2 separate regions of the Homo sapiens genome follow, and region 1 is linked to region 2. A link is a loop called in an ENCODE intact Hi-C map of the cell type or tissue named here. Cell type or tissue: Caco-2. All regions are shown on one strand. Links, peaks and the distances in the headings refer to the core of each region. The heading gives the core; the rest is flanking DNA. Region 1 has its middle 7.8 kb from the start of DCTD. Region 2 overlaps TENM3 (teneurin transmembrane protein 3).

What was found. A loop is a pair of places that touch in the nucleus more often than their neighbours do. Peaks named below come from ENCODE experiments on the same cell type or tissue, not always from the same donor. Only the 100,000 strongest peaks of a DNase experiment are listed, where the experiment ranks them.
Region 1: a loop joins it to region 2, with 4 times the contacts of the local background. A loop is called at or near these places in 32 of 110 quality-filtered maps.

Annotation. Positions count from the first base shown.
Region 1 is chr4:182,923,712-182,926,640 of GRCh38, reverse strand. No RefSeq gene overlaps it. Among named protein-coding and RNA genes, the nearest start is that of DCTD, 7.8 kb to the right of the region's middle. RefSeq lists a silencer at 1,076-1,278. In Caco-2, for the core only: CTCF peaks have their summits at 979 and 1,179; a DNase peak (open chromatin) is centred at 1,180.
Region 2 is chr4:182,477,053-182,479,981 of GRCh38, reverse strand. The region is part of intron 3 of TENM3 (teneurin transmembrane protein 3); the gene reads right to left. Among named protein-coding and RNA genes, the nearest start is that of TENM3, 240 kb to the right of the region's middle. In Caco-2, for the core only: a CTCF peak has its summit at 1,375 (motif pointing left); no DNase peak of the experiment used is centred there.

The sequences.
Region 1 (2,929 bases), core at 125-2,624, 450 kb before region 2:
GGATTCTGGTTCCTCATCACAGGACTCGGCAAACTTGACAACTAACTGTTGCCTTGGCTGGCACAGGCCACTGTGTTTGCACGGCCTCCCTGCCCATGTTTGCATGGCCCTTGAGGGAAGGATGGTTTTTACATTGTTAAATGGTTGAAATGAAACCAAGAAAAGAACAATATTTTGAGGCATGTGAAAATTAGACGAAATTCACATTTCAGAGTCCATAAATAAAGTTTGGTTGGCTATAGCCACTCTCATTTGTTGATGTCCTTGACAGCTCTTTACAACAGCAGAATTGAGTAGATGCACACACACTGCAGAGACGCAGAGACCGTGTGACCCTCGAAGCCTAAAATCGTTACTCTCTGGTCCTTTACATGTAAAGTTTGTAAACCCCTGCCTTATCTGGGGGCCAAAAGAAAAAAAAGAGAGATAATGATTCCTACACCAGAAGGTTTTTGTGAGGATTGAATGAATACTAGTGATAAAATAAGAGACTGTACCTGGAATATGTGGGTGCTTCAGAAATGATTTCCTCCCACCAAGCTTAGCAGCTGGCTCTTATCACATTCCCTAAACAGTTACATTTACAGCCAAGGTGGCTTTGGATCACAGCACAGAGCTTCTGCATGTCACACAGATGGACAGGATAAATGTACCTCACCGTCTACTCAGAAATACCCTTCATGAATGAAACTCCTAGAAATCTGCAAGGATGAATTTAAACCTAAATGCTTCCCCATGAATTTGAGAAACCTCTAATATCCAGTCTAGAAATCACACAGCTGAGTTTAATAATTTATAAGTGTTTTATGGGTAGCAGCACAATAGTTGGGAAAGGCAAGTTGCTCATAAACTGTTCCCCCAGATCCAGGAGATGTAGATTGCAGTGGAAAGCGACTCTACCTTGCTTTCCAAAATTAATCTTTAAAAAAAAAATTGAACTTTTTAGAGGTAGGGTCTCGCTGTGTTGCCCAGGCTGGTCTCGAACTCCTGGGCTCAAGCAATCCTCTCTCTTCGGCCTCTGGAATAGCTGGGATTACAGGCTCGGCAACAGCCCTTTAATTCTAAATCCTCTCCCCAAGTGACTCCCTGCTTCAGATAATTTTATGTTCATATGGCCACTAGAGAGCACTTTGAGACTAACAAACTTTGCTCTGTGCGCCCAGGCCTCTGCTGCACCCTGGTCTCCTGAGGTGGAGGGGCTGTGTTCCGCTGCTGCGCCATCTAGCTACCAGCGGCGGCCTCCAAATGGCTATCAAGGCTGATGGATGCATTTTGTGAAGCTTAGTGACCTGTGGTAGTGATAATGAAGTATTCTGAAGCTCAGATAACATTTTATTCTGTCACTATGGTTTTCTGACTTTAGTGACATCACCTAATTTGTACTGCTTTGCCGCGTGTTTCTCAGGCAAGCATTTCAGCCAGGGTCCCAGTTTCCTTATTGCTCCTACTCCCTTCTGTCAGATTGAATTTCTCTCAAAGAGAAAATATTGCTTGATATTGATTCCAGTGCACAAGATAATTTCAGGTTCTCACTCTATAGTTCATCCAGGGGCCCTGTTTAAAATCTTGAAGAGGTTTTCCAAGGCTAAGAGGCACAGTTCAAAAGAACAGTTCTTGAATGTGTTTAAAAGACCCTTGGCTACATTTTCTGATGTTTCATCAGCAGCTTGCACTGATACACTTTCCATTGCTATTACAACTGAACCATATCATAGGGAGCTGTACCAGCAAGACCATCAAGTTTTCTAAAAAGCTATAAAGCTTTCATGTTTTCTGGCCTATTTCTTACTGTGCTCTTAAAAATGTTTAGCTTCTGCCGAGCCAAATGTGTACCTCCAAAGGCAGACGCAGTGAAAAACTCTTCAAGTATCTCAGTGACTGCTGCAATATCTGTATATACAGCAGGAGGATGATTCTGTTTGGATGGAGGAAGGGGCAGTTCTCTGTGGTGTGCCCTGTGAATGAATCACACCGCCCTTCGGCGAGGCCCGTCAGCACTGGGGTCCAGCTACGGATGTAGAAGGAGAATCCACTTTCCTGACCACTGCTTATGAGCACTCCCCAGAGCCATTCCATTCTGGTATCATTGTTTGCATCAAGGAGAAATCAAAGTCATCAGTTCTAGCCCTGACTCCTCAACAGGTGGAGGCATTTATAAGGAGAGGTTTTCAGGGGATTTCTTTGAGGTTTTCAAAAATCCTAAATAATTTCTCCCTCTTTTGAATGACACTTGACTTTCAAGTAAAGAATATGCCTGCATGTGAAATGTCAGTTCTGTCTAATAATAACCTGCTTAATGTGCCACTGAAATCGCTAATCGAATTTGCCACCATTTTAATAAAATGAAGTTCTTTTCCTCTGTCCTGGCGCCTGGCTCCTAGAAGCTGGTTAGAACGGTCAGACTGTTACAAACAAAACGGATGGCTTCATAAGGAAATTACACTCTAAAATGTAAACTCACTATCTCGCTCTTTGCCGACACACGTCGTTGGTACTTTGCCATGAGAATAGCAAGGAAGTGAACAGGCTACTAACCAAGACTTTCAAGAAATATACTTCTCTAGGTTTCACAGGGAGCCATGAATATGAAAACTTAACGGAGTGGAAGGCAAGATAAGGAGTTTCCATGGGGACATGTGCATTATTGAGTAGATATGGCTAGTTTTCAGCAGCCAGACTTAGTTTTTAGCTATCAGTCTCTAACCCAGACCAAGCCACCTTCTTCTCCAGTCCTGGAGGGTGTACCACATGCTCCTGTTTCTTTATTTCATGTGATGCTTTTTTGTGTGTGGGTAATATGATGGTCAAACTTTATCTGAAAGGCAATGTTATCCCTGGGATTTCAACACGGGTCGAATAGTACAAAGCAGAAAGATTATCTACATGTGCATGTATGCATGTTTCTTTGACTGAAATTCCATGGTTCTTG
Region 2 (2,929 bases), core at 125-2,624:
TTACTTTTGTCTTTTCTAAATACATTTATTTTCTAAACGTGCAGGCAACACTTCAGGGAAAAAGACTTTATAATTCCATCCGTTTATTTGTTTTTACAGAATATCAATATCATAAAAAAGGTTCTTATATCTCAGAAATCCTAAATCAATATATATTGGGTTTTCCCTCACAAGAAAATTATACTCCATTAAGAGATCAAAAATATTTACTTCTAATTTTGAAGTTACGTAGAATTCTCCATAGAATGGAAAATGACAAAAAACAATTTATCAGTAGATCCTATGGTTATTTATAAAGAGTCAGAGTACTGTAAAAATAGTATTTTCAACACTACAAATGAGGATTATTACTTCAGTTTCTAAAGAAATGCCTCCCTCAATGCTTTCTTCAAACACTCAAATCCCAGCTTAATAAAAACAAATGGCATTCCTCATTTCTTCAAAATTACACATTCGATATCATAAGCCTTGCTGTTTTAACAAGATGCTACACTTTCCAATTTAGTAATTAAGTACTCATAAGCCTGAGTTTAGGCTGCAGTGTTCTGGGGATGATGGGCTGACTATAATAAATATATTTATAATCGTCAAATTCATGAATTTATTTATATTAAAATAAAATAAATAAAAAGGTAAGTTAATATAAAAACGTAGCCTGACTAATCCATAAAAGTGGTCTTTGGTATTTCATCACAGAACTAAATAAATTATAAACATGTATAGTATCATTAGAAAATTTTAACATTTCTATCCCTCAGTAATTCTACCCACTTCTGAAAATTACAGACTTTTAACTTGCCAAGCTAAAAGACTGTATTTTGTGTCTAACAGGAAACTAAACTGAACACTTAACTATATTGTTAAGGAAAATTATGACAAGTATTGGGTCCAAAGTATTTTACGTACTGAATCTTTTAGTTTCCAACTACAATTTTCAAAAAATTGAAAAACATTTTAAAAGACAAACATTCCTTCAAGTAAAATATACTAGTAAATAAAATGTACCAAATAAGAATCTATCCAATAAAATTTAGCCAACAACCATCAATCATAAAAGTCTTCCATTCCTAAAATAATCCCCACCCTAATAAAACAAAAGGAGTACTTTAAAACCATACATTTCTAGAAACTCTGCATGATTAAATAATATTTTATCTATAATATCATAACTAGTTTTAATATAACCAACACAAAATTTAAGTATAATCCATAAAGATTTGAAGATAAATTTACCCAGGTTTGTGTATTTCCTTTCTGGTTGAAGAGCAGACATCTAGATAAACTTTCCAGGGTTGATATTCTAGAACAATAGTACAAAAGCCTAAAAAAATGCTACAATGGTATATTTATTAACATATAAATTTTTTTACTGCCCTCTAGTGGCAAAGAGTCAAGTCACTGTATAAGGATGAAAGCCTGTGATTGGGAAGACTCACGGTGAGGGCTACAAAAAAATCTTGAAAAATAGTACAGCAAAATTTTACACCATATGGCACACTTCTTTACAGGAGATTAATTATTAAAAAAAAAACTCTACATATGAAACTCAAATTTTTTTCCTAAAAATATTATAAGAATGACATAAGCAGAATGAATATTAGCAAAGTACCGTACATCAACCATTAAATATTTTAACTGGCACTACAATGGCACTAATATTTCAAAAAATAAAATAGTCAATAAATTTTCACATGACATTAGAAAAAATTTGACTAATTCTTTAATTTTACTGGACTGGTTATTTTTAGTGTTTATTTTTAAAGAATGAGAGTAGTATGAAAATAATATTTTCAACACTACAAATGAGGATTATTACCTCAATTACAAAAGTTATTTTTAATTTTTTAAAATTCAAAATTCTAAAGAAAAGTGCAAAAGTGTTTAAGTTCCACAGAAACAAGTAAGCTAAATTAATATTCAGATTTGTTCCTGAAAGACATTTTACAGTTGAAACAGTTCTCACTATGTGTAAAATTGACAATTGGTATGATATAAAAGTATATATAATCTATAACTAAATTAACATTTGTTCTGCTTTGTACCAAATTAGTCACAGGTTCTCTCCAGGTATTTTCCAGAGCATCTGCATAATTTTATTCATTATTTTTTACTTTGTTTTTCAATATTCACTTTCTGTAATTAAAAATATGATTTAAAGACATAAAGTATGATTTTATTTGATTATTAAAAATAAGTATTAAAAAATAAAGTAGATGAACTGCTGTTTATCTGTGTATCTCAGATGTGATTTGTTGCATCTCAGATACAAAATGTATTAAACAGCTTGTGCTATGTAAAGAAAAGTATAATCCTGGAAACTTGGGTAATTTAATCATACAGCTTGTCTTAGGGGAAAATCATAGAATGCAATCAAGAAATAAAGAACGAAAAGACATTATAAACCTGACAGGAAAGTCACTGGAGGAGGGATTCAGGAGGCCGGTGGGAGGGCCCTATGCAGACCCATTCTGAAAGTTTTTAACCTTTAGGAACTCTGTGACCATAAAAAATAAATTTAGGCTTGATATTTGTGTTTACTTGTTTGCTTTCACATGGTGTAAACCATGCCTGGAAGCCAAGGCTGCCAGGGTCTTGCAGGGTCTCAATGAAGGTGGAACGCTGATGACGGCAAAAGACGGAAGACAGTGTCTTCACACTTCCTTCCGGGTAAAACTCAGAAAACAGTCACCCAGGATGCTCATACAAGGCTCTTTCTACCCAAGGTAACAATCCCTATACAACTCTCTAGTCATTTCAAAGGTTCTAGACTGTAAAGTGCTTGAAGGTTTTGATCAAATCGTAGATTTTGAAGAAAATGGACAGTGAAAAGTGCTGCCTCTAGCACACTGTACCAATATACACAGCAGCCAAGGTCACTACTAAAAACAAATTAAAATACTAACTGTGGCACAATCCTTGAAATAAATAT